Regions from separate parts of the Homo sapiens genome. Here regions 1 and 3 are each linked to region 2. The links are chromatin loops, found by intact Hi-C in ENCODE. Cell type or tissue: PC-9. All regions are shown on one strand. Links, peaks and the distances in the headings refer to the core of each region. The heading gives the core; the rest is flanking DNA.

Region 1 (10,933 bases), core at 1,827-9,826, 48 kb after region 2:
AAAAGGTATCAAATGAAACCAGGGCCCTCTTATGAAACATAACTATATACCACCCATAATTCTCTTAAATATTTATATTCACTATAGTCAAATACATTTTAAGTACCATAGGAAGCATTTAGCCTCCCCCAAAACTTTCTCCCCGCTCCACCATTAACCCTGGACAACATAAAAATTCTGAATAAAATTCTGGTTGTAAGAAATACCAAAATTACTATCTGTTTGATATAAATCTGCCTGGCATGTCTTCTCAAATGCACTCAAATTATGATTATGACTTGAGAGTTGCATATACAGCTGCTAATAATACATGTAGGGAAAAGGAATTAATTCATGACTCTTGCCTAAACTCTCCTAATGACCATGCAATGTAAAAATGTTACTGAAGAAAAAAGGTTTGGATCATAGACATCAAGACAAGTGGGCTGACATATAAGTAGCACTACCCACTCTGCAATACGCAAATGCACCTATTTCTTTGAACTCAACTATCAGAGGATAGCTAAAACGTCACTTCTATAGGGAGGATGTCTCTGACCCACAGCCGTTCACAAACTTTCGTAAACCCTTAGTTACTTTATAGCACTTATCACGACTATACATAATTTGTATAAGTGCTTATTCAATGCCACACTGTCTTATTAGAATATAAGTTCCATAAAGATAATATACATATGTTCCTGTTTTGCTCCCAACGGTATCCATGGAACCTAGGACAAAAGTGCATGCTTAATAAGCATTTACTGTATAAATGCACATTAAAACCTTACCAAGGAAAACTCTCCAAATAACAGATAGATAGGTAATCAAGAGGTAAAACTCAAAAAAGACAATGAGAGAGTATGGTCTTGAGATGGCTACGTAAGCATCAAAAATAATGCACAGTCTTTGAAATCATTACAGCTAGTTCTATTGACAACAAACAACCACTATCAGATTCCACTTCAAGGGGGTTTATAAAATTCTAATTAATGTTATTTTTCTAACATTTAATCTTCAAGAATTTAGTATTTCTCTTCTTCTAGGATTTCAGGTTAATTAAATATGATTTGGGTGGAACCAACAGCTGAATGCTTTATAGTCACATAAATGTGGCCCTTTTAAATCAGCCACAGCACCAGTCATTCTCAAGAAAGGTGAATATATTCTTTGTCTTTTATTGGGTCATGTTGCACAGGACATGAAAATCCAAAGGAATCTTAAAAAAAAAAATAGAACTAATAAGTGAGTTTAGCAAGGTTGTGGGATACAAGGTCAATATACAAAAATTGGCTGGGCACAGTGGCTCACGTCTGTAATCCCAGCCCTTTGGGAGGCCAAAGTGGGTGGATCACTTGAGGTCAGGAGTTCAAGACCAGCCTGGCCAACATGGTGAAACCCCACTTCTACAAAAATACAAAATTAGCCGGGTGTGGTGGCACACACCTATAATCTCAGGTACTTGGGAGGCTGAGACACGAGAATCACTTGAACCTGGGAGGCAGAGGTTGCAGTGACCTAAGATTGTACCATTGCACTCCAGGCTGGGCAACAGAGTGAGACTCCATCTCAAAAAAAAAAAAAAACAAAACAAAAATTGGGTGCATTTCCATATACTAACAATAAATATTTGGAGCCTGAACTTCTTTAAAATATCATTTTAATGGCATCAATAGATCTGAAATATTTAGGGACATATTTAACAAAATATGTGCCAGACCTGTTTACTGAAAACTACAAAACACTCCTGAATTAAAAATTAAAGATGTCTGAGCATCATAACTCATACTCGTAATCCCAGCACTTTGGAAGGCTGAGTATGGAGGATCACTTGAGCCCAGGAATTTGACACCAGCTTGGGCAACATGGAAAGACCTCATGTCTAAAAAAAAGAGTTTTTCTTTAATTAGCTGGGTGTGGTGGCATGCACCTGTAGTCCCAGCTAGTCAGGAGGCTGAGGTGAGAGGATCACTTGAGCCCAGGAGCTAGGCTGCAACAAGCCATGATGGCACCACTGCACTCCAGTCTAAGCGACAGAGCGAGACCCCATCTCAAAAACACAAAAAGAAAATTAAAGAGGCTGTAAATAACTGAAAAGATACACCATGTTCATGGATCAGAAGACTAACACTGTTAAGATGTCAATTCTTCAAATTAATCTATGGGTTCAATGTAATCCCAGTCAAAATCCCAGAAGGCTTTTTTTTTTTTTTTTTGTAGAAATTAACAAGCTGAAAATAGAAACTATTTTAAATGGTCAAAACAATTTTGGGAAGGAACAAAAAGTTGGAAAACCTACATTATCTGCTTTCAAGACTTACTATAAAGTTGCAGTATATCAAGACGGTGTGGTATTGGCACACAGAGATAGGTATAGATTACTGGCACAGAATAGGGTACAGAAATAGGGCCAAACATATAAGTGTGATTGATTTTTTTTAATTTTTTTGAGACAGCGTCTTGCGCTACCACCCAGTGGGGAGTGCAGTGGTGTGATTACAGCTCACTGCAGCCTCAAATTCCTGAGCTCAAGCCAACCTCCCACCTTGGCCTGTTTGATTGATTTTTGACAACAGTGCCCAAGATAACTGACTTGAAAAATGATAATCTTTGCAATACATGGTGCTGAAACAAACATTCATATGCAAGAATATGAAACCTTGATCTCTATCTCACATGTATATAAAAATTAACTTGAAATAAATCATAGACCTAAATGTAAAACTACAAACCTTCTAAAATAAAATACAGGAGAAAACCTTTCTGACTTTGGGTAGGTAAAGTTTTTTTCAGATGGAACAAAATAAGCATGAACCATAAAAGGAAAAAAGTGATAAGCTGGACTTTATAAAAATTAAGAATATTAACAACTGCTGTTCTTGAAGAGATAATGCTGGCCAGACATGGTAGCCCACACCTGTAATCCCAGAACTTTGGGAGGCTGAGGTGGGTGGATCACCTGAGGTCAGCAGTTTGAGACCAGCCTGGCCAACATGGTGAAACCCCATCTCTACTAAAAATACAAAAATTAGCCAGGCATGGTGGCATGAACCTGTAATCCCAGCTACTTAGGAGGCTGAGGCAGCAGAATTGCTTCAACCCAGGAGGCGGAGGTTGCAGTAAGTTGAGATCATGCGCACTCCAGCCTGGGCGACAGAGCGAGACTCCATCTCAAAAAAAAAGAGAGAGAAAGGGAAAGAGAGATAATGCTAAGAACAGTGAAAAGACAAACAACAAACTGGGAGAAATTATTCTCAATACTTATATCAGACAAAGGACTTGTATCCGGAATATAAAAAAGAAGTCTTAAAATTGTAAGAAAACAAACAATTCAACTTAAAGCCTGAGCAAAAGAGCTGAATAGACACTGCCCAAAAGAAAATATCGGATCGCCAATAAGCACATGAAGAAATGCTTGGCACCATTTGGCAACAGGAAAATGCAAATTAAAACCACAATTAGATACCACTATACATCCACCTGAATGGTTAAAATTAAAAAACTATTTTAAGCCCAGGAATTTGGGCCTGCAATGAGCTGTGAGCACACCACTGCATTCTAGCCTGAACAACAGAGCAAGACCCTGTCTCCAAAAAAAAAGAAAAAGAAAAAAAAAAACATTCTGGCCGGCCACAGTGGCTCATATCTGTAATCCCAGCATTCTGGGAGGCTGAGGCAAGAGGATTGCTTGAGCCCAGGAATCTGAGACCAGCCTAAGCAACACAGTGACACCCAGTCTCTACAAAAAATAAAAAAACAAAACTAGTCAAGAGTGGTCGTACACACCTATATCCCAGCTATTCAGGAGGTTGAGGTGGCAGGATCACTTGAGCCCAGGAATTCAAGGCTGCAGTGAGCCATGACTGTGCCACTGCACTGACAGCCTGGGCAACAGAGCAAGATCCTGTCTCTTAAAAAAAAAAAAAAAGAATCTGACACTTTACAATGGTTGGCAAAGATGTGGAGTAACTAGAACTCTCATGCCCTACTGGTGGGAATGTAAAATGGTACAATGGTTTTGAAAAACAGTTGGCAGTTTCTTGTAAAGTTAAACACACACTTCTCATATGACCGAGAAATTCTACTCCTAGGTATTTACCCAAAAGAAATGAAAACACATGTCCACACAAAGACCTGTATGTGGATGTTCATAGCAGCTTTACTCAAAACAGCCATAAATGACAGCATATCCATACAATGGAATACTACTCAGGAATAAAAAGTAATGGGCTACCCACACATGCAATAAGGACAAGTCTCAAAAACATAACACTGATCAAAAAAAAGAAGGGTATCCAGTACACTATATGATTCCACTTAGATGACGTTTCAGAAAAGGCCAATCTAATCATCTAGTGATAGACAGTATATCAGTGATCTCCTGAGGCTCCAGGCTTAGGGGTGGATGAGCGCATGAGAACTGATTAAGAAAAGTAACAAAGGCAGTGGCTCACGCCTGTAATCCTAGCACTTTGGGAGGCTGAGGCGGGCGGATCACAAGGTCAGGAGATCGAGACCATCCTGGCTAACACGGTGAAACTCCACCTCTACCAAAAAAAGACAAAAAATTAGCCGGGCGTGGTGGCAGGTGCCTGTAGTCCCAGCTACTGAGGGAGACTGAGGCAGCAGAATGGCATGAACCTCGGAAGCGGAGTTTGCAGTGAGCCTAGATCGCGCCACTGCACTCCAGCCTGGGCAACAGAGCGAGACTCCATCTCAAAAAAAAGAAAGGTAACAAAGGAATCTTTCGGAATACTGGAAATGTTCTGTGTCTTGATTGTAAAGGTAGTTACATGTAAAACATTTATCAAACTGTACACTAAAATGGGTGCATTTTCTTGAATATAAATCATAACTAAATAAAGTTGATTTTTTAAAAAAGCAAACAGCAACAAACCTATGCAACATTAAACAATACTAAGGCCCAGGAGACTCCATATTCACTAACGTCCAAATAACACCAATATCTCCACTTCTAAAGAGAGTGAATGCTTGAATCTGTATCTAGTGCAAATTCACAGAAGTGACTACTCTATGGTGGGTAAACATATTGCAGCATCTGCTACAGACAGAGTGCAATTAAGATCAGAAACCCATGTTATACTGTGTCTCGCCACTTTATTTATTGATTGGAGGCAGCGTCTTGCTTTGTTGCCCAGGCTGGAGTGCAATGACGTGATCATAGATCACTGTAACCTTGAACTCCTGGGCTCAAGCAATCCTCCCACCTCAGACTCCCAAAGTGCTGGGTTTACAGGTGTGGGCCACATCACTTTAGAGCGGTTCCACCCCTGTTACTTGTCTTATCTGCTAAATTTACCCAGCTAACAAGATTCAGTGTTGAATTCAAAATATTTCTTATGATCTCCATGTATGTTTTGGAGCTTCTTTTCCCAAGAAACACCAAATAATTGATCTTAACCCATAAAGGTTTTCTATCTCAGAGACACATTTGCCTCATTGCAAATAATAAGATTAGTTGTGCTTCAGTCATAACATCGTAAGTTGCTAGGCAGCCAGAAGTGAGTTAATCAGAAAATGAATCATCAAAGACATGGTACGCAATCTCCTTTTATGGGTGTCTCATTCTTAAAACACTTTCAAGGAAGCAGAAGCAAATATTTGTCTACTCGTATGGAATTTATATGACGCAATCCAATTCTTACTATTGGTATTTGACACGCAAAATACTCACACGCAATTTCATGTTCGCTTGGTGTCTTCACTCACAGGACAAAGCCAGATGGCACAGCAAATCTTTATAATCAAAAGATGGCACTCCTGGGCCGGGCGCAGTGGCTAATGCCTGTAATCCCGGCACTTTGGGAGGCTGAGGTGGGTGGATCACCTGAGGTCAGGAGTTTGAGACCAGCCTGGCCAACATGGTGAAACCCCATCTCTACTAAAAAATACAAAAATTAGCCAGGCGTGGTGATGGACACCTGTAGTCCCAGCTACGTGGGAGGCTGAGGCAAGAGAATCGCTTGAACTCCGGAGGTGGAGGGTGCAGTGAGCAGAGATCGCGCCACTGCACTCCAGCATGGGGGACAGGGCAAGACTCTGTATGGAAAAAAAAAAAAATGGCGCTCCTGAAATAGGACTATTTTTTTTTCCTGACTTCATCTAAGGCAGGGATTGATCATCTGACAACCCTTGGGGTGGGCGTTTATTCAGCGTGCCAGTACCAAGCAAAGCAAGGCTCCATGCAGGTTTGCGAAATGCCTGTCTGGGTGTCTGCGTGTGTGCACCTCCTCACCAGCCTGGTCCCTTATGCGGCAGCTTCTGTCTAGCCACACTGGTCCCCTGTGGTCTAACCAACCCCTGCCTGACCTGTCCAGGTTCCACGCTGCACGGCACTGCACCCTGGCATGAGTTCCCAAAACTGCTGCTTCCTGCTTCCCACCCTGTGTTCTGCCACTAGCCCCAAGCACCGGCACACAAAAGCGAACGGCTCTGAAGGGCTTCCACCTTCCAGTGGCTTACTTTGCTGAAACCAGTCCATTTTCACAAACATCCAGGCTGACCGTCACTTAGGGACACCCTCGGGCCAAAATGAATCTGGAGATGTGGTTTATTTAGCCCACATTTTGAACCAGCTGCAACACTTAAAAATTGAGATATTTCATATCAAATTTCCTGCCTCTTTTGAAGCAGCAGCAACTCTTTCCACACAGCAGTAATGGGCTACAGCCAAGTAGCCACCCTCATCCCGTGGAGAACGCGCTCCAGCTGGCCCTGTGTGTCCCCAGCAGCCAGCTGCACTCTGCGCTGCCTCTCCTGCCCCCTCCCCTGGCCTCTGGGTTAGAGACCACTCGTCTCAGCCCCAGCAGCAAGCCTGGAACCCATCCAGCCATCCTTCTCTGGGGCCCTGATGATGCGTCCTTCCAGTTAGGTCCATTTTAACTCCCCAGACTGAGTCTAGTGACACTGACTCTCAGAACAGAAGGGGACTATTTTGGTAGTTCCTCAAAAAGTTAAACAAGAGGCCAGGCACAGTGGCTCATGCCCGTAATCTCAGCACTTTGGGAGGCTGAGGCGGGCGGATCACAAGGTAAGGAGATCGAGACCATCCTGGCTAACACGGTGAAACCCCGTATCTACTAAAAATACAAAAAAAAAAATTAACCGGGTGTTGTGGCAGGTGCCTGTAGTCCCAGCTACTTGGGAGGCTGAGGCAGGAGAATGGTGTGGACTCGGGAGGCGGAGCTTGCAGTGAGCCGAGATCGCGCCACTGCACTCCAGCCTGGGCGATAGAGCGAGACTCCGTCTCAAAAAAAAAAAAAAAAAAAAAAAACATTAAACAGAGAGGGCCGGGCGCGGTGGCTCTCACCTGTACTCCCAACACTTTGGGAGGGGCCGAGGTGGGTGGATCACCTGAGGTCAGAAGTTTGAGACCAGCCTGACCAACATGGTGAAACCCTGTCTCTACCAAAAATACAAAAATTAGCCAGGCGTGGTGGTGAGCACCTGTAATCTCAGCTACTTGGGAGGCGGAGACAGAAGAATCGCTTGAACCCAGGAGGCGGAGGCTATAGTGAGCCAAGATCATGCCATTGCACTCCAGCCTGGGCAACAAGAGCAAAACTCCGTCTCAAAAAAAAAAAAAAAAAATTAAACAGAGAATTAATACATGATCCAGCAATTCCACTCCCAGGTATAAACCCAAAAGAACTGACAGCAGGGACCCAGATATGTGTGTGCCAATGATCATGGCAGCATTATTCACAACAGCCAAGGCTGGAAATAACCCAGGTGTCCCTCAATAGACAAATGGATAAACAAAATGTGGCATATACAATTAAGGGGATATTATTCAGCCAAAAAAAAAAAACAAGGTATGAAGTTCTGATACATGTTATAACATGGATGGACCTTGAAAACATTACACTAAGTTAAATAAAAGCCAGACACAAAAGGACAAATATTGTATGATGTCACTTGTATGAAATATCCAGAATAGGAAAATTCATAAAAATGGAAAGTAGAACAGAGGTTACCAGGAGCCACAGGGAGAGGGGAAGGGGAATTATTTATTCACTGTTACAGAGTTTCTATTTAGGACGCTTAAAAAAAAAGTTTTGGAAATATAGAGTGAAAATGGTTGTAAAATAGTGTGGGTGTAATTTACACCACTGAATCGGAGACTTAAAGGTGGTTCTAACAGTAAACTTATTTTATATATATTTTATCACATTAAAGAGAGAAAGGGAGAGAGAGAAGGAGTCAGGATCTCAGTTCCTTTACTCTCACAAAGCTCCCTGTCCTCTATGCAATTAGCCACCCCCCCCAACCCCTGCCATCAATTAGCCCTGCAGACCAGGGGGAGCAAAGGGACAGCTTGCACAGGCAACCGAGGGGTCTCGCTGTGCTCTCCTCTGGGTCCCTCCTTGCTGTCCCTGAGTATCACTAAGAGAGGCCACTCAAAGGACCTCTCAGAACAAAAGTCATTTCCAAGGTGACTTTCCACCCACTTCTCCAGCTAAATGATTTTAAGTTCTGCTTAGGCACCCACTTAGCTACAACAAGAGTATGAAAGCCACCACTTTCTGCACATCCATCCACTGCCAAGCACTGCTGGGTGCTGTGGACCCAAGATCCCCAGTCCTTTCCAGGCGACACCTCTGCATCATTAGCACCGTCCACAGCAGAAGAAATGGGACCCCAGACAGCATTAACGACTGCCCAAACCACACAGGCAGTATACCGCAGAGCTGGAATTTGAACCCATGAAACCAAATCTGTCTGGCTCCCAAATCCTTGCTCTAATTCCTATCCCACGGTCCTCACAAAGAGACCTACCTAACCCAAAATGCAGCAAATTAGGAAATGCCTATTTTCTATAATCAAAATGCTGATGGTATCACAAAGATATAAACTCAATATGCAACTATGAATAAACATAAAATGGATGTGTATGGCTCAGAGCTGGGGGTGGGGTAGGAGGGAGAAGGGCAGTGGGCAGGGGTGGGAGCAGAGTGTTTGATAAGAAAAACTTCAATTTGGCGGGGTGTGGTGGCTCACGCTGTAATCCCAGCAATTTGGGAGGCCCAGGCAGGCAGATCACCTGAGGCCAGGAGTTTGAGACCAGCCTGGCCAACATCGTGAAACTCCGTCTCTACTAAAAATACAAAAATTAGCAGGGCATGGTGGTGGGTGCCTGTAGTCCCAGCTACTTGGGAAGCTGAGGCAGAAGATTCACTTAAACCCAGGAAGTGAAGGTTGCAGTGAGCCGAGATGGTGGGCCACTGCAACACTCCAGCCTGGGCAACAAAGACTCCATCTTAAAAAAAAAGAAACTTGAATGTGAACCTTGAAGCTACCACCCACTAGCTGTGCCTACTTAGACAAGGCTGTGAGAGGACACTTTCACAAAGAAATAAAGGTTTTATCATGTAAGTGAGCTACTGCTGACCTCACCCCTATCTGGTTTCTGCAGGAAAGAGGTGTCATATTCACAAGGGTTCTGTAATGGAAGGACTGTGGGCAGAGGTAAGAGAACCCAAGAACAAGGAAGGGGTGCCAAAGCACTTGGAACCAGCAAGGGACTGAAGGAGCAAGAGGGGGAGCTGCTAATGGGAAATAATATTAATACCTTGACCTCTCTCAAATCCTGCCCATCAATCTCCTGCCAGTGCAGCCAGTGATGAGAAACATCCAGAGTTAGGAGCACGGGAGCCCAGGGATGGGCCGACAGGTGAACGGTCCAGGGGCCAGCACATCTGGCTGGGTGGGCTTGCTGGTTATGCGTCCCCTCTCACATCCAGCCCTGCACAACTCTGACTTAGTCCCAGCAACAACATGAACTTCTACACAGCCTGATCTAGCGATGAGCCCAAATCGATTCAGCAACTCCAAAGGACTTAGGATTGATGTCATTGGCTATCTAACCCCCAGGAATATGAGTTCCTCCAGGGCTGAACTTGCCACAGGGCTTTCTAGATCCCCAATGCCTGGGACACAGTAGGCACTCAATAAATGTCTGTTAAGCGGTCTTCCTTTTATAATGTAAAGTGATAGCTCAGGCTCAGACGCTGAAAGGCCCAGGATTTACTGCATTTTTTTGTTACCTGCCAACTAGCGAAGACCACAAAAGGCTTGAGTAGAACAGTAAAAGCAGGGAGTGAATAAGTCATTTCTAATAAGGCTGGTTTTATAGGCATCACACCTCCACCAAGCCAAACAGGCTCACTGTAGAAGCGGAATCTATTCTGCAAGTGCAGAGACCAAAGAGAAAGCCAGGGTTGGCTCTAACGGCGAGGGCGGCTCTATGGGGCAGCTCAGCCACTGCCTCCACAATGAGAGACGCGAACTTCCACTCACTGGTCTCGTGGGTGCGGGACCGACACCCACAGGAGTCTCTGGGGCCTTCATTAAGCCTGCCCAAGGAAAACGCCCGCCATTTGTCTCAGCCCAACACAAACAGGCTTCTGACAGAGCAGGCAGCGTGGGGGTGGAGGGCATGGAAAACGCTGGGGCTGAGCCCTGGGGGCCCATAGGCAGCCCTGCCTGGTGCACCCAGAGGTGCCCATCCTAGCCGACATGCACACCAACGTGACCATTCACACGTTCCCTTCCTTCTGATGCTGACATGTCCCCCCGCCCCACCATCCTCAGCTATTTGCCTGTTACCTGCCAGCCCCACCTGGGCTTCTTGTGGGGGCAGGGGACTCTGGCATGGGATCCTGCCCTCAGCTCTGCCACCATCAGCTGTGAGGCCGCAAGAGGCACTCCCTGGGCTGACCGCAGCTTCTTCATTTTTCTAACGAGAAAACGAGAACATCTCTCTCTGGTAAAACGGAGCTTCAAGATTCAATGTTTAGCCTCCACTGTTTAATTCTCAGTTGAAATTTTAACATCATGTTATGTTAAAATATATGTTACCTGGAAAGAGAGAAGCGGCCCCATATCAAGAGGCCAAGAGCTTTCTGCTCCAGGACCTTATCTTAGCAAAGGT
Region 2 (10,933 bases), core at 1,203-9,202:
TGAGCCAGTGCATGAAACAGCTAATGTATTCTGAAATCAGAAAACCAGAGCAAAGGAACTAAGATTTACTAGCACGTAAAACCACACACACACACAGACATACATACAAGGTAATTTCTCCAGGCAGCATCTTACTTTGATTACCTTAAATTAGTAATTTGCTAATGCAGGCAGTTCTCACTTTGCATGGTCCCACATTAACTGAAAGTCACGCATGTCCATTGCAAACAGTGTAAAGTGAGGACACTGTTCTGATATGCACAAATTTCAGTTTACATGGCGCCATGCAAAGCAATAAATGCCTCTACCAAAATAGGTCAAACAACATGTTTAAAAGTCTTCTCTAATATGGAGGTCTGTTTGAAAACCCGTATCAGGATTGCTTATCTCTTGTTCAACATTGCCGTTTCAAAACCCAAGCCACACCAGGTATTCATTCCAGTTCCAGGTCAGTTGCTTCAGCGATATTCCCAAAGGAGAACATGAACAAACCCTCAAGATCCTTTCTTCTTCCCTTTCTTTAACCTTTCTGTTTGTTCGATCCGATTCCAAAGCTGTAGGTGGAATGGCAGAAGGCAGGAGTGGGGTAGGAGAGATACAGAGAACCTCCGTCTCCTTGCTAGACTCTCCTCACTAGTCCTATTCCGAAGAGGTTCACAAGAATTCATGCTGTTTGGTCTTTCATTTGTGTACTACTGGAGGAAGTCCAGCTAGGTTACCAATGATACCAGCAGTCTTAGCAAGGCTTGGTAAGAAGATGAGCTGTCATGCCAATGTCCTCACATCGATCCTCCTTTGTTCACCCACCCCAAACCTCCAGGGCCCTCGCTGGGGCTCCTGCTCAGAGCTCCCACTCCTAGGATGGCATTTCAGTGGCCCAAGTTCTGGTGGCTTCATCCAAGCTCCCCTCAACAAAGCAGAGTGATCCTGTTTTCCCCATAAAAGCCCAGTTTTTAGCTGGCCATCATTTAATTTAGGATCTTGGTTTTTTGTTTTTTGTTGTTGTTGTTTTTTGAGATGGAGTCTCACTCTGTTACCCAGGCTGAAGTGCAGTGGTGCAATCTCGGCTCAATGCAACCTCTCCCTCCCAGGTTCAAGTGATTCTCCTGCCTCAGCCTCCCGAGTAGCTGGGACTACAGACGTGAGGCACCACACCCGGCTAATTTTTGTATTTTTAATAGAGACAAGGTTTCACCATATTGGCCAGGCTGGTCTTGAACTCCTGACCTAATGATCCACCCGCCTCAACCTCCCAAAGTGCTGGGATTACAGGTGTGAGCCACTGCGCCTGGCCAGGATCTTGTTTATTTTTTATTATATTTTAAACATTTTCATTAGATATTTAAAGTCATCAAGATTTTATAAAAAATTTCTTTCACTGCCCTTAAACTTAAGAAATCTTATCTCATCAAGAGCATGACTAAATATCCACTTTATCCTCTCCTCCTCATTCATATTTTAATATTTAATTCACTCATTTATCTGGAGTCCTTTTTGATACATCTCTAAAAGACAGATAATTCCACAATGAGTTGCTAGCTAAACATTACTTGAAATTTCAGGATGGGACTCTGTCCTCACCACCAAGCTTTGTTTCCAAGAGATGCCATGACTGATAAAACTGAGGTTGGAAAGATCAATGTCTTACAGAAAACAGAAGATTGGGGGGAAACGATTGAAACAGCACTGAATATGTTTATGAAATGCATCCACTCACTCAACAAATATTTACCGTGCCTCTGTGTCATCCAAGTTCCAGGGATACAGCAGTGAGCAAAGTTCCTGACTTTGTAAGGTTTAAGTGATAGAGACAGAGACAGATGTTAAATAACGCAGTACATCAAGGGCTGAGGAGGCCTTGAAGAATAGTGGATGGAGGGTGCCTGCAGTGAGGTGGTGGCTGCTGTTGTCAGGCTGGGAGGGAGCCCGCCCTGCCATGAGGACCTCTGGGCATCTGCAGGAGACAGGGAGCAGGCCATGCAGCTGTGCGGGGCAAGTGCCTTCCAGGTGAAGAGGAAGCCCATGCACAACGCACCAGAGGCTAAATGACCCAAATTTGCAGAGTGAGCCAGTTCCCAAATGCTCCTCGTGCATCATCCCCTCCCCAGGCTTGGGACATCTACAACAGGCTGGGAACCACTGGGGCAGGACTTCCTACCAGGTTTGTCATCTACAGGCTACACCTCTTCTGAGGCCCCTAAGTCACCCAATGTTTGGCTTGGAGTTTTTTGTTTTTTGTTTTGTTTTGAGATGGAGTCTCACTCTGTCGCCCAGGCTGGATTGCAGTGGTGAGATCCTGGCTCACTGTAACCTCCACCTCCCGAGTTCAAGCGATTCTCCTGCCTCAGCCTCCTGAGTAGCTGGGATTACAGGCGTGTGCCACCAAGCCCAGCTAATTGTTGTATTTTTAGTAGAGACGGGGTTTCACCATGTTGGTCAGGCTGGTCTCAAACTCCTGACCTCGTGATCTGCCCCGCTTGGCCTCCCAAAGTGCTGGGATTACAGGCGTGAGCCACCATGCCTGGCCAGCTTGGAGTTTTTTGTCTTTTGTCCTGGCATTCTTCCTTTCCTGACTTGGTTCTCCTAGAACCTCCCTGGCTTCTCACAAATGGTTTCTAAGCTGAAGAATCCATTGTTCTGAGTCTGACCTTGCACCCTCAGCTCTCCCCACTCTGCAAACTCCACTGGGACCCCCACAGGGTCCACAAGAGGAGAGGGGAGCAGGACAACTGTAGTCTTGTTCTTTTGCGTAAGTGGACTGAGTTTTGCAGAGGTAGGAAGATGGAAGATTTTCATCTTTTAGTTTCAAAAGTCTGTCTCAAACCCACAGCTGGAGTGGCCTTGCTGCACAGAGCAGTGACTTTCATACAAGTTGTCTTGTGGTTAAAGGGCATCCAACTCCAAACCCAGGAGTATCCCTCAACCTTTTGAATTTCGTTTAAAATAAAACTGTAGGATTTCAACAAGGAATAGAAGTGGTCCCAAGGTGGGCTTCACAAACCACCATTCCCAGACATGTTTGTGGGGAAGCCTTCAGCAGCAATGCTGCTCAGGTGGGCATTCAGGCACAGTGACAAGGAGATGGGGAAGAAGACGGTTTCGCAATAATCAATTACACCACTGGAGGCTCCTGGCTGCCTAAGGGCACACTGGCCCTGACCCCATCCTGAAATTGTTCCTTGCAGGTCGCATATTTACTCAATCAATATTCATGCAGAGTCCACTCTACAGCAGGCTCTAGGTCAGAATTAGCTGGATGAGAATGCTCGGGTTCCCTGCATGTGTGCACACACGAACCCTATATATAGTACATTTTGCAGTGGGAGGGGTTACTTTTAATTGAGCACCTGCTTTGGTGTGTCTAATATAGTGTTTGATTTCAACCTTATTCTGAGTAGGCATTACTATTCCTTTTTTTCAAATGAGGAAACTAAGCAGAGACAGATCACATAACCTCCCCCAAGGTCAGCCAGCTAGTTAGTGGCGGGGCGGGACTCAAGCCAGGGTGATCAGACTCCAAAGCCATGCCCCCTCCAGGAAGTCACACCCCTCCAGGAAGCCACACCCCTCCAGGAAGCCACACCCGCCAGGAAGTCAGGCTAATTCCCCAAACTAGCCACTAAAAGTGGCCAGGACTGGTCAGATCAACATGCAGAGAAAGCTGCTGATGTTTTATTGTTAATAAGGTCCCAAGTTCAAGTTTTATTTGGAGATGTTCAAATTTTAATTATTACTTTTAATTGAAATGCACTGTAATTTAATATTAATTTTTGTGTAAGTCAAATGAATTAGGCTAAATTGCAACTTTCATTTTATTTTGGAAGGAGGAGAGGCTGAAGAAAAAAAGCAATAAATAAAAAGGAAAAATTATTTCTCTTAGAAATTCACCTGATAGAGAGGGATTACTGCATTTTCTAAACCATGTCTAGTTTAGACACGGCACATCTGGTATGATAGATGCTGTGTATGAATGGAAACAAGTTTAGGGTAATAAATGTTTCCCAGTGTTAAAATAAACGCCTCAGCGGTTCAGATTTTGGCCAGGCAGTTTCTCCACAGTAGGAGGCACTTATCTACTTTAACACTTTGCTACTTAGAAATTATCACTCAATCAATTACCGTCCACCTGGGTTTATTTTTACAGAGAGCTTCAATAAAATGAGTGTGAAAATAAGTTAAACACATTCTATTCATTTTCTCAATTTTTCACCTCTCCCAATGGTGGTTATGTTGACAGAAAAATTACTTCATTTTATTTCAACAGACATTTATGGAATGCTGACCAGGTTCTGTGCTAAGGGCTGGGAGACAGGATATGACCAAGTGGAATGAAATGTGGTCCCTCTCATTACAGAGCATATATAACCTACCTTTTAGCACAGGCGGTGTCTCTACAGCCCAAATGAAGGCAACCACGAGAAAAATTCTGGACCCTACAATCTCCACAGCCCTCCCCTTCCTCCCCTACCACAAGAGACTGCCCTTTGCCCAGGTAACGTCCCTGTGGTGTTTACCTATGTGGTCCGTCAAGCTCTCAGGTGCTTCCAGATATGGAAATACTCTTTCACCAAAAGATGTTTGTTATACTTTCTTTTTTCTTTTTAAACTTTTCTTTTAGGTTCAGGGGTACATGTGCAGGTTTGTTTAATATAGGCAAACTCGTGTCAGAGGTTTGGTGTACAGACCATCTTGTCACCCAGGTACTAAGCCTAGTACCCAATAGATTTTTTCCTGATCCTCTCCCTCCTTTCACCCTCTACCCTCCAGTAGGCCACAGGGCCCATTGTTCCCCTCTTTGTGCTCATTGGTTCTCATTATTTAGCTCCCACTTGTAAGTGAGAACACACAGTATTTGGTTTTCTGTTACTGTGTTCGTTTGCTTATACTTTCTTTTAAAAGAGTACCTCCCTCTTACATCACTTCTGACGTAAGCTTTAGAATTTCTGTACCATCTGTCTTTTTAAAAATAATAGCTTTACTGAGACATAATTCAAATACCATAAATCCACCCTTTCAAAGTATAAGACTCAACGGTCTTGATACTTTCACAAAGTTGTATAACCATTTCCACTATCTAATTCCAGATTCATCACCCCCAAAAGAAATCCCTCACACATTAGCAGCCACTCCCCATTCCTCTCTCCTCCACCCCCCTCAACCAATCTCCTGGCAACCACTGATCTATTATACTTACTATCCCCATGGATTTGCCTATCCTAGGCATTTCCTATAAATGAAATCACACAACATGTGGTCTTCTTCTGTGTCTGACTTCTTTCATTTTAGCATAATGTTTTCAAGGTTCATCCATGGTACAGCATGCATCAGTACTGCATTCCTTTTTATGGCTCAATAATATTCCATCATATGACTAGACATTTTATTTATCCATTCATCCACTGATGGACATTTGGGTTGTTCCCACCTTTTGGCTATCATGAAGCGTGATGCCATGAATATCCACATGCAAGTTTTTGTGTGGACCTCTGTTTTCATCTCTCTTGGGTAGGTGTCTAGGAGCAGAGTTGCTGTATCACATGGTTAACTCTGTATTTAACCTTGCAAGGCGCTGCCTGTTTTCCAAAGCAGCTGCCCCATTTTACATTCCCATCAACAGTGTGGAAGAGTTCCAGTGTCTCCACATCCTTGCGAATACTTGTTACTGCCTTTTTTCTGACAGCCCCAGGTGTGAGGTGGTATCTCATTGTGGTTTTGATTGGCATCTCCCTGATGGCTACTGATGTTGGGCATCTTTTCATGTGCTTAATAATAAATCTATTTTCCTTTACAAAATTTTCTTAGGTTTTTTGGGTATTCTTTCGAATTTCACATTTTGACCTACAAGTTCAGAACCTCTCCGCATCCGTTCCTCTCACCCTCCTGTAATGTGGTGTGGTCGCCTGTCTTTCAGCTCCTACAGTCGGGGCCTGGGCCACCATCGCTGCTCTCGCATGGCTGATGAGCCTTATAGAGCCTACATCACATCTCTTGGACCTGGAAGGGGAAGGAAGAGGAAAGGCCTGGAGACTCACCAAAAGGAAGGAATTCAGCAATGGCAGAAGTGAGCCCCGAAGTCCCAAAGTCTCTGGATTATTCTTTCCACCAAGCCATGTTACGCCCCTAATTCAACACTTGTCATTTCTCTTTCTCTCTTTTTTTTTTTTTTTTTAAAGCGACGGGGTCTCATTATGTTGCTCAGGCCTCAAGCGATCCTCCCACTTCAGCTTCCCGAATAGCTGGGACTACATCGCGCCACTGAGCCTGGCTTCACCATTTCTTAATTGCTACAAATTCCCCAAATCCCATGAGACAGAAATGTATGTTCAGTCATAAATATGAGTGCACATTATTCTCCCAGGCATGACATGGAACAAGTAAAACAGTAATCCTGCTTTCTGGGTGCAGAGTCAGTGAAGAAACATAAAAACAGTCGCATAGAATGATGCACAGAGATTTAGAAATAGCACCATAAAAGCTCTAAACAGGGAGATTCCACCTGGAGACATCAGCAAGGCTTGCAGAGGAGAGAGAACTGACCATCGCCGATCCACTGAGAAGGAATCAGATGGAAAATGTGGGGGTGGGGAATAATCAGGGATGGGAACAGCACATTCAAAGATCCAGTTTCAGGAAATAGCAGGTGTTTAGTGAAACTAAAACAGAAAGCATGAGGGTCACAGGCGGGGTCACAGAAAGGGTCAAGGCTGGAAAGAGAGGCTGGGGCCAGTGCTTGTCAGTCTTCCCTGCCATGCTCAGGGTTGGGATTTTGTAGGTTCTGAAATGCAAAGCCTGTGAGTTTTTGAGAAAGGAAGGAACGTGATTAGATTTGCACTTAAAGACCTCACTGCAGCAACCACATCTCTGGATATCATACAGATAGATCTTTTCAGCATAGTAATGAAAACTGAAAATTACTGCAAAATGCCTAAACTTGTTCAAGATTCTCTTTGTATCATTTCTTCTTGGCAAAGTTCCGCTGCTCAAGACCCAACAATTCATCTCAACCACTCACCACAAGGTTAAGAAATGCTCTGATGCTGTGGTGTTGGAACTCAGCTATGTTGCCACAAAGTAGTGGGCTTCAAACCTTTGGCTTAAATGTCCCCTAGTAGAATTACAAAAAAAACTATGAAAGCCCTGCATATTTTTAAGTTCACATAAAAGTTTTCCGTCTAAGCTAGGACAGTTGCAAAGGATGCAATTTCTGGTTTGGGATCAATATTGACATTTAAATGAAACTATTATATCACTCTTGTAAGTGTGTTCAAAGGAATCAAATTATCATAAAAATGTGTTATCCACCATCATCTAAAGTGCATGAACAGGCTGGGTTTCGTGGCTCATGCCTGTAATTCCAGCACTTTGGGAGGCTGAGGCGGGCGGATCACTTGAGGTCAGGAGTTTGAGACCAGCCTGGCCAACATGGTGAAACCTTGTCTCTACTAAAAATACAAAAATTAGCTGGGCATGGTGGCGTGTGCCTGTAATTCCAGCTACTTGGGAGGCTGAGGCAGGAGAATCACTTGAACCTGGGAGATGGAGGCTGCAGTGAGCCGAGGTTGTGCCACTGCACTCCAGCCTGGGCAACAAAGACTACGTCTCAAAAAAAAAAAAAAGTACATGAACAAACATTTCCTTTAGTCAAAAATTTGCATTCCCTTTCCTCCTTCAAGAAAATTCTACTTCACCCCAATTCCATCCTAATCCTGCTTAAAAGTCTTACTTCTCTGTTTTATCTACAATAAAAATACACATCAAAAAATTGTAGTTTTTATTTCCTGTAACCATTAAGCTCTAAGTGTTAAGTTTTCATATTATGAATTGATTCAGTTACAATTACCAATAGTACAGAATGGATCAAAATATAAATGTTTTAAATTTTAATAAAAGTATTATGTATAACTTGAAATCCATTGGAAATCCATCTTTTAAAAAGATGAATGGGCCTTTTTATCCTTTCTATAGATGAATATTACTTATGGCTAGAATAAGACAAGGTTAACATCAATTCTATTTCTACTTTCCATTTTTTATAGATGTTAACACTGAGAAACCTTGTCCATATACCTAAGTACAGGGAAATAAAGGAGTTTTATTATAGCAATGCTGCTCAATTCTTTAAACTGCTTCCAACATATTTGTCAAAAATCATGCCTTATCTATCATTAAAAAGTGTTTTTTAAAATCTTGTCTTTTGCTTTCTGACACCAATATTTCATGTTGCCCTGTCTGCCACCCTAGAGGCTGCTCCGTCTCAGACAGGCTCCATCCATAGCAAGATTATGGATGGGTGAGAAAAGTCAGTTGTGGGGCGGGGCAGGGTGGGGTGCGTGGCAGTGGGTGGGAGAAGAAAACAGGCTGATACCCCCACCACTGACATCTGCTCGGGCGGATCAATCTCAGGCAAGAGTCCACGTGGAGGCTAAGGGTCTGAAAACTCCACCACTCCCCACTTATGTGCCCCAGAATGCGCGCCAGTTTAAAGGAATGGCTCTGAGGCAGGTTTGTAGACTCCTGGGTCTCCTACTCCGGTTAAACCTTGAAACAGAAGCTCTGTTCCTGGGGACCCCGAGAAAGGAGATGCAAGCAGGAAAGAAGCAAAGATGGAAAAAGATGAAAAATGTTAGAAAATGGCATAAAAACAAACAATAAAGTGTTTTTCAGAAAAACAGAGAAAAGCTCTATAAATTAGAACTCTGTGGCTTGCCCCACACAAAGCCATCAGATTAGGGAGCAGACCCTCTTCGGCTTTCTCCTCCCCAGCTCCTGCCTCTCCTAAACATACCCAGAGAACCTCTTCAGTCTTTGTACCGTTTTGTTATTGTTATTTTTAAGCAGAGGGTCATCATTTCAACCCTGGTTGTTCCAAACGAATAGTAAACTGTGATAGAAAATTCTGAACATTCCACCACCAGTGACCCTTACTATTCTGATATGGTCTAATAACTCAGAATTATTCCCTATCATACATACTTTATATAACATCAGCTACCACACAAGTTTTTAATACACAGTAAGCAGGTGGCCCCAGCAATTTCTCTTATATCTCACATCTGGTATTGTACTCCATATAAGGTGCTGAGTCCGATTTTTTAATAAAAACATGGCCTGAGCTTGTAAAAGCTCAAGTAAAATATGCCTTTAAAACTGCTGTATTTAATTTCCAGTCATGAAAGTCTAAAATTATTGTAAAATAATACTCAACTTTTTTCACAGATCCATTCAATGAAGCTTAAAAGTACTTTCCTTTCAGAAAGGTAAAGAGCTTCATAACTAACAGTTTCTTGAATTCACATGTGCTGTCTTACTTTTGTGAGCGTGAATTGTATACATTTTATACCTTTCAATCTGGACCAAATTAGTTGGTTAGTAGCACCAAAGTAATATACATGTATGTTTCGGGGCAGAGGTGGGGGAAGGGAATGGTAAGGGAAGGGCAGAAATGCTGGAAATTAAACCAATAACTTGAGACTTGGAGGAATTCATTATTTTTTCAAAAAGGAAATTGAAGACATAAACTGAAGATACACACTAGGTAGGAAACATCAACAAATGTGACATGATTATGAATATTATCTTATAATTAGGGAAATAGCCATTTTGACGGTCATTACACTTTATGTGAGGTTAGTGTACAATGTGGCGTAAAAGACTGGTGTAAAAATGAGATGGATTTCTGCAAGTTCAAACTTAAAATCGTGCATCTGACTAGATATAAGCTGTTGCGAGTGCATTACATCTCCCACTCCAGTCTAGGAAAGGTGGAGTCCCTTTCATTTACACGACTATTTTCATGACTGGGCAAATTCACAGAGGAAACACAGGGATCACATTCCTTCGATCATAAAGTCCTCAAAAGCAATCTTGCTCCATGTCAGCTGGTGCTAAATCAAAAGGTAACTTTCATTTCCTTTAAATAATTCAGTTTCATCTCTAACTATCATCTTCAACCACAGATTTTAAATTGATGCTAAATTGGGTAACTAAGTAGAAATAAATTAGTAGTAGATGATGCTGGCTATAAAACCAAGCCAAGAATTTGAGTAGTTTTTTTTTTTTTTTTTAAAGGTTCTGCTCTACTGAATCTATCCGATAATATTTCTCCAAAGAACTTTTATGCTAGTGCTCATTTTTTCCCTTTTGGGGGATGATGGAAAGGGGGCAGTTACCCTCCCTTGTTATCACAAGTAAAATGCAAAAATCAGCCCACAGATGGTTGCAGAGAAAAAGGTCCTCTCAAACCCCAAAGGCCCAAGTGTAAACTGATATTAATAGATCTGCTCAGTTTGTAGGCAGTTTAACAATAGCTATCCAGACTAAAGACACATGCTTGATGACCCAGTTCCCATAAAAGAGAAACATCACACATGTACATATATCTGGGGGGCAGAGTTCCTCGATGGGCGTTGCAACATTGGTTCTCAGAGAAAAACAACAGAAATCAGCTAACTATCCATTAGGAAGGAAACAGCTAGCAGCTAAACAAAGCGTAGCATGCTCTTATTGTGGTATAATGTACAGTAGTAAAAAGGAATGAGATAGATCAATTGGCTACAACATAGCTAAACCTCCAGAGTACATGGCTGAATTATAGAGTAACACAGCAGCAAACACAGATCAAAATCCAACCAAATCTACTTTCCCCTTCTTGGCAACAGAATTTTGGCTGCAAAGTGCATCTCCCTGACTCCCCTCCTTTCAGCTAGGCAGGCTAGGACCAGGTTCTTGCCAATGAAGCATACCACTCCAGCCTCACACGTTTAAGAGAAAATCTCTACCCCTCTATTTCCACTCCTTTGTCTTATCTGCTGTGTGGAAAAGCAATGACCAGATGACTGACCTAGAAAGTCACATGTTAAAGACGGCAGAGCCCCTGTCAGCCTGGGTCTCTGAATGACTGCATGGAACACTGCAGCCCAATGACCTACATACA
Region 3 (10,933 bases), core at 1,336-9,335, 78 kb before region 2:
CTTACTGGTGTGTCCCAGTCATCTTTCAGCATAAGAGGTCTCTACTTTCAGGCATAAGAGGTTCTAGGCTCATCTTGAACTTTCTCAGCCCCTGCCCTGGAATCAGCGATTTCTCCAAGGAGCTCTGGTTCCTTTTGGTGAAAAACGGTCTTTTAAAAAAACTGGGGCTAAGAAAGAGATAGAAAATGTGTGCATGTGTGTCTAGGGTGTATATATGCATTACAATTGTCCCTTGGTATTCATGGAGGATTTGTTCCAGACTGCCTCCCAAGTCCCACAGTGAGCTCTGTGGAACCTGAGTACACAAAAAATTGGCCTCCATATACATGGGTTTCACATCCCATGAATAATCTGCTTTGGTTGAAAAAATTCCATGTGTAGTAGACCCCTGCAGTTCATACCCCTGATGAATCAAAGGTCAACTGTATTTCCTTCCGTCCATCCATCCCTCCCTCCTTCCTTCCTTCCCTCCTTCCTTCTTTCTTTCTTCCTTCCTCTAGATTCTCATCTTCTTTCTCTATCTAATCTATCCATCTACCACCCATCCATCCATCCAGTTTGAAAACCATAAGTTCATCATAAACTCCAATCCAATCCAATACCACAAGGTTCATTCTAGCCCCTCCTTTTCTATATTCATAAATTCTTTCTCCAATAGTGGGAAATCTGGCTTGCATTATCTACACTATTTATTCATTTGCTCAATGCCATAATACACAGGGGGAAGTGGTCTCAGCAGTGCTGATCCATATTACTGCGAAATCACACTTACTAACTAGAGTTCAATATTTGTTTACAGTTTTTTTTGCCCTTAGCCTGAGGGTATAGATTCAAATATTGTATTGAACATTTCCTTGGATTTGTTCTTTTTTTTTTCCCCTTTACTTTAGTGTGGTTATTTTATTTGTCTGAAATCAGGTTAGGTTTAACTGTACTTCTATATTACATTTTACCCCCACACCCAAACCCCACCAATCCTTCTTTCTTTTTCATTGTTTAACCTGGTTCAGAGTCGGAACTGTACACAGACAAGTATACTCCGAGAAGTGTCACACTCCCCTACCCATTCCTTCTACCTAGGTCTCCCACTCCACCTCCTTTCTGTAAACCACAAATCAAAATCTCATTCATTTCTGGTTTATTCTTCCTGTGTTCCTTTTTGCACAAATGAATGGATACATGCATATTTTCTTATTTCCTTGTCTTCCTTACAGAAAGTTACCATTTTGTAGATGCTCTTTTGTCTCCCCCATCCACCTACCCCACACAATTAATATACCCGGGAACCACTAGGTTGCATACTCCTTATGAGAATCTAAGGCCTGATGATCTGAGGTGGAGCTGAGGCGGTGTTGCTAGTGCTGGGGAGCAGCTGCAAATAAGTTCATAGAGCTTTTCCTCATTTTTTCTTTTTTTCAGACGGAGTCTCACTCTGTTGCCCAGGCTGGAGTGCAGTGGCGCGATCCCAGGTTCACACCATTCTCCTGCCTCAGCCTCCCAAGTAGCTGGAACTACAGGTGCCCACCACCACGCCTGGCTTTTTTTTTGTATTTTTAGTAGAGATGGGGTTTCACCATGTTAGCCAGGATGGTCTCGATCTCCTGACCTCGTGATCCGCCTGCCTCAGCCTCCCAAAGTGCTGGGATTACAGGCATAAGCCACCGCACCCGGCTCCTCATTTCTTCTTAAAGCTGAGCAGACTCCATTCTGTGGATGTAGCACAGCCTCTTCAACCACTCTTTTATGTATAGGCATTTAGGTAGTTCCTAAAAGGACAGTATAATGAACACTCTTATTCGCATGGATTTTTATATTGCTGGAGGTATATCTTCAGGGTAAATTGCTGGAAGTGGGATGCTGAGCCAGAAGGTAAACACACTGGTAGCTTTATCAGATTCTGCCAGAACCCCCACTACTGCACACAGCCGCGCAGAGATACCTGTTTCCCTACAGCCTAACCAATGGACAGTGGCGTGTGTCTGTGCATGTGCGTGTGTATACACAGTCAATGACCAGTTAATGTCTTTTGAGTTAACTCAAAAGTTAAGAGTTTCTTATATATTAGGGCAGAGTCCCCAGCTCTGCCCCACCCCCCCACCCCCCAGGCTGCACAGCAGGAGGTGAGAAGCAGGCAGGCAGGTGAGTAAGAAAGCTAGAAAAGCTTCCTCTGTATTTACAGCCGCTCCCCACAGCTCACGTTACCACCTGAGCTCCACTTCCTGTCAGATCAGCGGCAGCATTAGATTCTCATAGGAGCCCTACTGTGAACTGCGCATGCAAGGGATCTAGGTTGCATACTCCTTATGAGAATCTAAGGCCTGATGATCTGAGGTGGAGCTGAGGCGGAGGTTGCAGTGAGCTGAGATCATGCCATTGCACTCCAGCCTAGACAACAGGAGCGTGAAACTCTGTCTCAAAAAAAAAAAAAAAAAAGCCTTGATGGTATTTTTAGTCTAAGTGCATTAAATGTATAAATTAACTTGGGGAGAACTGACCATCTTTGTGATTTTGAGTTGTCCTACCTATGAGCAAAGGATGACTTACATTTGTTCAAATATACTTTTGTGTCTTTCAGATTGTTTTAAAGTGATCTTGTGTTGATTGTGCATATTTCTTATGCACTATCTTACGTATTTTATCTTATTTGTTGCTATTATGAATATATCCCATAATTTCCTTTAACTAGTTATTGCTTGTTGTATATAAAAACTATTGATTTCTGTATAATAATTTTATATCCTGCTCTATTACTGAATTCTCTTATTGTTTGAGTTAGAGAATCACTGATTCTTTAAGGTTTCTCATTTCCTCTGCAAACAGATAGTTTTACTTCTTTTTCAATGATACCTTTAATTGACTTCTCTTGTCTGTTTGGATTGGCTAATACCTTTAGTACAATGCCAAACAGAGGTGGAGACAGTGGGCCTCCTTGCCATGTTTCTTAGTGTTTCCCTGCTATATAAGATGCTATCTAGGACTCACAGACACTTACAAGTCAGTAAATTATCCACTAAGTCCTATTTTTGGAATTTTTAAAAATCAGGACAGGGTGTTGAATTTTATAAAGTGTTTTCTCAGTATCTATGGAAATAATCATACATTTTTCTTTTTTGATCTATTAACATATTAATGAGTTAAGAGATCTATTAATTTTTTTAATATTAAACCAATCTTGCATTCCTAGAAAAAAAAATCACATTTGTCTTAATGTTAGATTCTGTTAGTTAATATTTATTTAGAATTTCTGCATTGATGCTCATTAGTGATACTGGCCTGTAATTTTTATACTGTCTTTAACAGATTTAAGTATCAATATTATTTACTTCATTGAAATGAATTTGAAAATTTTCCTTCATTTTTGATGAGCCCATCCTTTTTCCACTGAAGTACTCCTTCTGAGGAAGACTAAAAAAAAATTTCTGCCAATGATCCTGTAGGAAAATTCCAAAAGAAACCTTTTTGATTTCTTCTTGAAATAGCTTTCAGAACTCCTGTTCTCAATCAAATATCTTTGCACCTACAGGTCTATGTGAGGTACTTGCAGCACATGGGTAGTAAGACAATGAGTTTATATTAATGTGGACTACATTTAAGAATCTACATATAAGAACCTTAACTGAGGCTTTACCTTAATACTCCAGACAAACAGGCTGGAGACCTGACCTCCTTAAGAGGTCTGGACCAGTTCTGGTAGAGATCAGCCCAGAATGACCAGGCCTCTGAACATTCCACAAAACGTGTTCCATGGAGAGGGTGTAGAGGAGAATAGGGAGCATTACCGAACAGCAAAGGAAAACACTTTAAGACTCTCCTCAACCATTTCCATTAAAATTTCAGAAACAGGCCAGGTGCAGTGGCTCATGCCTGTAATCCCAGCACTTTTGGAGGCCGAGGCAGGTGGATCACCTGAGGTCAGGAGTTTGAGACCAACGTGGCCAACATAGTGAAACCCCATCTCTACTAAAAATACTACTAAAATACTACTAAAAATTAGCTGAGCATAGTGGCAGGCACCTGTAGTCCTAGATACTCACGAGGCTGAGGCACAAGAATCACTTGAACTTGGGAGGCAGAGACTGCCGAGATCACACCACTGCACTCCAGCCTGGGCGACAGAGTGAGACTCTGTCTCCGAAAAAAACCAAAACCAAAACAAAGAAAACCTCCAGAAACAGATGAGAACATATTTAGATGTTTTGTATTGTATTAATACTTTTTGCTCAATTTTAACAAATGCCTCAGTCTTTGCTAGGAGCTACCCACCTCAACAAGCATGGGTTCCTGGCCATACCATCAAGGTCACAGAGGCAAAGCTGCCTCCAGAGCTAGGCTCTCAAACAATGCTGCCCATCAGAATCGCCTGCAGTTTTAAAACACAAAGCAAAAACAAACTGATGCTAAGACCCCAGATACCCTCTGAATCCCAACCTCCAGAGCCAGAGCTTGGGTGTGTCCCAGATGATTAGAATGCAGCTGGTCCAAAGACTGGGGTTCTAAAACCACTGTTCCCAAAGCTATTTTTCAATGACTTTTTTAAAACTACATTTCTTTTAAAAAATTTCCAGAGCTACAACATCAAAGAGGCAGTAATTCTCTTCTGGTTCCTTCAATGATTGAAATGAAGCATCGCATTATTTTGATATTTACTAGGACGGCACAACAACAGTCCCACAGATGGAGAGATTTCATTTTCTAGAGCCAGAGGGTGGTAGGTAGTCGAGGAAAAGGAAAAAGGGGAAAGGAACAAAGAACTGGCATTCGGACACAAAGTGTGCACCACAAAGTGCCATTACGTGCAAGACAGCCACTTAGTGTGTCTGAATCCCTGTTGGTGTTCTGTCTCCCTACAGTGGCTTCATTCGCGATCACCAGATGTCAGGTCTGCCAGATGTCGTTTTTAGCACCATGAAGCATAGCAAGGGCTGGTGTCTCGCACACACACAAGCATGTGTGCACATGCACACACACACATGCACATACACACACACACATACATGCACAAATCCACACACACACACACTTGATTGCCACCTCAATATGGCAGGCTTCCAACAGTGAGCACACCAGCCAACATGGCACCATCTTTCCACTCACTGTAAGATTTCTCCAAGGTCTTATAAATGAATGAATGAACGGGCCATGGGGAAGGGGTATCTTCAGCTATAGATCTCAAGATTCTACACTGCAAGCAAGCCAGTGGTTCCTTTGACTGAGCACCCATCCACATGCTGGGCCCTTGGTATGAGCCATGTTCTCATTTAAATGTCCCAGTGACTCTCAAGACATCATCATTGCCAAGTAGTCTCATTTTACTGCTGATAAGTGGAAGCTACACCGCAGAAGTGGCCTGGTGAGATCAGAGAACAGTCAACCAGGTTTGCCTGGCTCAGAGGCCCATCTTCTGACTCACTAGGAAAGAATCTTTTGCTTTTATCAAAACAGAATTTCAAGGTAGAAATACCACCTCTTTTTTTTTTTTTTTTTTTTAATGAGACAGAGTCTTGCTCTTCACCCAGCCTGGAGTGCAGCGGCACTATCTCAGCTCACTGAACCCTCTACCTCCCAGGTTCGAGCAATTCTCGTGCCTCAGCCACCTAAGTAGCTGGGACTACAGGCATGTGCCACCATGCTTGGCTAATTTTTGTATTTTTAGTAGAGATCGGGTTTTGCCATGTTGGCCAGGCTGGTCTTGAACTCCTGACCTCAGGTGATCCACCCACCTCAGCTTCCGAAAGTGCTAGGATTACAGGCGTGAGCCACCATGCCCGGCCGGCCAGCCTCTTAAAATGCATTTGTGTAAGTTTAACAGTCCTGGAGGCTATAAGGCTTTCTAGAAAGATCTGGAAATTGACTTCCAAATAATAACATCAAAATGGGGTTCTTGCTTTATCTTTTTTTCTGAGAACTGAAACAGAGTCACCTTACATTTTCTAAAAGTAAATACTACCAGCTTGGTGGCCAAGTTCATCAGTTCTGTGCTATGTGTCTGAACAGTTATTTTCCCAGCTCTGTACGTATTCTGCTTCAAATACTTCATTTTCCCTTATGAAATTTACATAAATTATAATACTAATAAGAAGTTTCTTTACCTACAGAGTGAAGGGGCATCTGAAACACCTGGGCAAACAAAGGAACCTGAAGGTAACGAATTCCTTCCTACAGAAGGGCAGCTCCACCCGGCCACTTGGGCCCTTGATTTTACCCCAGGTACCGTCGCCTTCGGGGTAATGACAAGGAAGAATGCCCTGCCCTGCCAGCTGGCCTGAAAACCAGTGTGCCTTTCACCACCCTGACGCCCTGTGTGTCACCTTCCTCTTTCCCTCTCTCGGCTCCCACCTCTCTTCAGAGCCTTCCCTGCACCCCGCCCTGCCAGAGATCAACCAACACGCCAGAGCTCGTTTGCCGGGATGCTTAGCACCAGCTTAACTCTTCACTCAGTGGGACAAGGGGCCTCTTTCTTTCAGGCAGGGCTTTGCTCCATGACACGCTGGGTTTATGGCCCCCGTGAACGAAACCTGGTTCGGAATCCAATTCTACAACAGATTTTCGTTCAAATGGTTATTTTCCATCCCTTGCCCCCAATTCCATTTTCTACCCATCTCTCCCGGCTCTCTGCCTGTGGGGGCTGACCCCTTGAGACCTGGGTGGATTCGTGCTTCTGGGTGGGTTCTGTGCTGGCAAGACATTTTATATCCTGTTCTCTTACTGAATCCTTGTACTGTTTGTTTAGTTTGATCGTTTATTCTCAAGGTTTCCCAGATATACTACAATATCATCCACAGATAGAGTTTTACTTCTTTTCTGATTCTTAGGTCTCCAGTTGGCTTCCGTGTCCACTTGGATTGGGTAATACCTCCAGGATGATGCTAAGTATTATAGAAGTGGAGGCAGTGGGTGTATCCTGGCCTTGTTCCTCCTGATCTCTGTGGAAATGCTCTTAGGTTTCCCCAAGAAGCAGGATGCTAGCTTTAGGACTCTGGATCTCACCCACTCCCTCCCACCTATGAGTCTTTGGAAAATACTATTTCCTCCCTTGCTATTTCAGGCCCAGGTGGCAGAACTCCTCTCTCTGGGGACCCCTCCATTGTGTGTTTTCCCTTCCACAGGATTCTGAGTTGGATCCTGTGTCTGTCTGTGGCCCTGAGAGCTGCAGGTATCGACTACAGGCTCAGCATGGTGGGATGGGCTGTATCCTCAACCCTGTTTCAACAGGGACACTTCTGCTAGGAGAGGAGAATGGGCCCAGATGTAAAGCTGCCCTTCTCCAGGGTTTCCTGAACCTTCTGGTCTCTTTGCCTTCATCTTGCCTCTTCCTGCTCCGTTAAAAAGAAAATGCTTCCCATTTGTTAATTGTTGAGAGTGTATGCTGCTGTTTTATTTTGCTTGACATCTTACAATCAATCTTCTGTATATGTTTATATATGCTTTTCTATTTAAGCTTTTTTTTTTTTTAAATCTAAAAAACACAGTACCATACCGCCAAAGGTGTCAGGAAACACGCTCAAATAAGGAAGGGCTCCAAAGACTGCTTTGCCAACAAAATGCCAGTAAAATCTGAAACCCAGGTTCAGACACACTGGGAACGTTCCAAAATTTAAAACTTAAAGAACTTCTTTATTCCAGTAAATCAGCTTCCCTGTGAATACCATCAAAATCCTGGGCTTTAATGAGTAAGGGAATATCAGAGGAAGGGGTGGAGAAGGAAAGGATTTGGACGAGCACAAAATTTAATTTAAAAACTATTATGAGAAGTTTAATTTCCCCTCCCCCAACCAAACACATAAATCTTTTCCATGCATTTTCTTTGTTTCGGTTTTTCCTAAAAAATCTGGAGAGGGAAAGGCATCTTGAACCATCTGAAATGACAGAGTCAGTGGAGTCTTTAATAATAAATATGTGTTTATTGGATTCCTATGAATTAAATGACATATTAGCTATATGGGAGGATCCAAGGAAATCGTAAGCAAAATTGCATTCTCACCGAATGTGTAATCAACCAGGGAGAAAAGACATTGATGGGAAGGATAACGAGTGATATGAGGCCTTGGGCCTCTTAAGGAGTAGGGACAACAGAGGTGTCAGAGTCCAGGCGGGGATGGCTCACTTCGGCAGGGGTGGTCGGGGCCCAGCACACCCCCAAGTGCACTGAAAGATGCGACCATGTAGGGAGAATGAAGCTGGCCTTCACAGTTCATAATTCCATCCACAGGCAGCACTGAGTGCAGCCACATTTCAACATTGGAACTTTCCAGGGCGAAGAAGCACTGAACACGTCGCAAGAGCATGGACTTCCTAGGTTTTCACCAGGCCACGCGTGAGCATGGGGCTGTGGGTGTCGGTGTGCCTCAGCACTGCCACGTCCACTCTGAGTGCAGGTCCGGCTCAGTTTTGGATGTTCCTCCGAGAGCAGTCCTCCAGGGCCACCGTGGGACGAGGCACCTCTTTGGTAGGCCATTTGCACTCCAGCACGGCCTCTGTTCCTAACCACAATGGGCTGCTGGTTCAAGGACTCCCTGCCACAGCCAGGAGGCACAGAAGACCCCATGGAGGCACTTGGCTGGTTAAGACCCGCAGGGGTCACCTGCCTAGGCTTAGCCTCAATCTCCTTGTAGATAAAACTGGACCCTAACCCTTCACTGCCCAGGGCCCCTAGGGAATAAATGTGCCATGCTGCGTGGGATGCCCAAGGAGAGTTCTGTGGCATTTATTTAGCCACACTGGTTCCTCTCCCCTGGTTTCTTTTCATCATCAAATGGACATGATGGAAAGCTCCTTTGCGGTCTTTCTAGGAGAGGAGGCGGCACCTATATTCCAGATGCAGCCATTTCACAACCAGGCGCTGCTTCCTGGTCAGAGCCGCTCGACCATGAGGATATTCTACAGAAAGAGAACTCAGCTCTCTCCTTCCTACCTCACATGACCCTAAGGAAAGTTAAGAAAAGAGGAAAAGACCTGTGAAGATGCCTGATCAGCTGTCAGGGTTACGTAGACACTGGCTGCTGTTATTTACTGTTCCCTGGCTGATAAAATAGCCAGGTCACCTGTGCCGATGACCAGACCCACCCCCTACCCACCAGCAGGGCTGCCAGGGCTTTCTGGGGAGACGCTGCAGCTTGGTTCTTATTTCCTTTGCTCTGCATCCCTCTGGGTTGACTTGAGTCTGATCATGGGTTTATTCCATTTCCATTTTGCTAGATTCCCTCCACTCCCTCAAGCTTCTACAAAACTGTGGGGCCACCACTCCCCACAAAAGATTAAAACCAAGATGTTTCCTAGAGGTGGCATTTTGTCTTCCTGAAGCTGTTCTGTGCACAGGTCCTCTCCACACTCATGCCAAATGCTCGGTGAAGCGTCTTCCTGAATGTCCCTAAGGGGCACGTGCCACTGGCAGAGCTGATGGGCACACCTCACTCCCACACATGCTGTGCCGAGCTCATGACTCAGCTGTGCAGGGCCCGCCCAAGAGTGAGGCAAACACCAACACCGCACAGCGACCCTTTGTCAATGGTGGGGACCTCAGTGGCTTCTCCATCGGAACTTAGGGCTGACGGGCCTCCAGACCTACTGTTACACACTGGCCCACGGAATGACCCTCATAAACCCAAGAACAGTAAACAGAGCTTAACATTCTAACGAAATCAAGATTGCTGTGTGTGCTTTCACAAAATGAAACTGCCTGGAACTTCTCATAACGTTTTTTATGATAAGCATTAAAATGCAAAGAGGAAGATTAAAGTTCCTGCTACAGACCAGAGCAGTAATGAGTGTGGGAGGAGGAGCTCTGGGTAGGGTCTGGGAGAGAGGTTTATGTACTGCATTACAGTTGGATATTATTATATAAAATGAGTGTGTTATTAAAAGGATCCTGAAGTTATAAAAACTCAAAGGAACTTTTACTGAGGATGAATAACTTCTTTGGTAAAGATGAATGACTCTCACGTCCTAGACACTGAGGTGCAGTCACGTGCCAGAGCTCTTTAATTGCTAGTAGTTGGATTTCGTTGTTTTTGTGGGGCACTTTTTTGCGGGGGAAGGGGCAGAAAGATTAGGAATACATTCTTTGATTAGGAAAGTTCTAGTGGGTAAGAGAAAGTCCCTCTAGTTAGTAACTGAGAATCTTGATTATCCTACTAGAAAAAGGCAATAAGAAGACGCATCTCCTATGGCCATAACAGCCACCTGATTTTTTTTGCTCTACTTCTTTTAATTTTGTTTGTTTGTTTGTTTTCAGACAGACTCTCATTCTGTTGCCCAGGCTAAAGTGCAGTGGTGCAATCATAGCTCACTGCAGGCTTGACCTCCCGGGCTCAAGCCATCCTCCCACCTCAGCCTCCCAAGTAACTGGGACCACAGGTGTGTGCCACCATGCCTGGCTAATTTTTAAATTTTTTCTAGAGACAGGGTCTTGCTATGTTGCCCAGGCTGGTTGTTCGACTTCTTAAACAGTACATACCACCTCATCCATTTAATGTTACAAACACAATGAAATCAGTAAGTCAGAAAACTGTAGAGTGATGTGGTGAAAAACATTCTTTTTAAATGTAGTTCTACTTATTTTAAATACATTTAATTAACTAAAATTATACCAGAATATGGCTTTGGGCTTGATCTACTCAAGTAATTTATACATTTTCCCTATAATTTTGTTTGTGTCCATAAACTAGGAAATTTCCATGTAATCTGTATCAAGACAATCACAAATTCTAAATTAGTGAAGACCAAAGTAATGTTTCCCTTTACCATGGTTGGAAGTGTACAGGATATTTGGTTTATTAATTTTAAAAATTATGAGAGTAATCCCGACAGTCTGGAAAACAGAAACAAAAGATTTCATCACACATACTAACACAACGATTGCCACCTTACGCATTTTCTAGTCCTTTCTCAAAGATGCATGTTTTAAGATTTTAATCTACGAATTAATAATTTATTG

What was found. Hi-C counts contacts between places; a loop is a spot of excess contacts. Peaks named below come from ENCODE experiments on the same cell type or tissue, not always from the same donor. Only the 100,000 strongest peaks of a DNase experiment are listed, where the experiment ranks them.
Region 1: a loop joins it to region 2, with 7 times the contacts of the local background. A loop is called at or near these places in 20 of 110 quality-filtered maps.
Region 3: a loop joins it to region 2, with 5 times the contacts of the local background. A loop is called at or near these places in 3 of 110 quality-filtered maps.

What each region holds. Positions count from the first base shown.
Region 1 is chr21:36,904,500-36,915,432 of GRCh38, forward strand. All of the region lies in intron 5 of HLCS (holocarboxylase synthetase), which reads right to left. Among named protein-coding and RNA genes, the nearest start is that of HLCS-AS1, 56 kb to the right of the region's middle. RefSeq lists an enhancer at 5,040-6,239. In PC-9, for the core only: no CTCF peak of the experiment used is centred there; a DNase peak (open chromatin) is centred at 5,602; H3K27ac peaks cover 2,278 bases.
Region 2 is chr21:36,856,794-36,867,726 of GRCh38, forward strand. All of the region lies in intron 6 of HLCS (holocarboxylase synthetase), which reads right to left. Among named protein-coding and RNA genes, the nearest start is that of HLCS-AS1, 100 kb to the right of the region's middle. RefSeq lists enhancers at 3,252-3,840, 3,396-3,690. In PC-9, for the core only: no CTCF peak of the experiment used is centred there; DNase peaks (open chromatin) are centred at 3,528 and 4,348; H3K4me3 peaks cover 733 bases; H3K27ac peaks cover 3,559 bases.
Region 3 is chr21:36,778,845-36,789,777 of GRCh38, forward strand. All of the region lies in intron 6 of HLCS (holocarboxylase synthetase), which reads right to left. It overlaps LOC105369305 (a long non-coding RNA gene), which reads left to right. Exons shown (of 2, transcript XR_937700.3): 1 at 1-10,933. Among named protein-coding and RNA genes, the nearest start is that of SIM2, 85 kb to the left of the region's middle. RefSeq lists an enhancer at 7,840-8,375. In PC-9, for the core only: no CTCF peak of the experiment used is centred there; a DNase peak (open chromatin) is centred at 5,367; H3K4me3 peaks cover 549 bases; H3K27ac peaks cover 1,098 bases.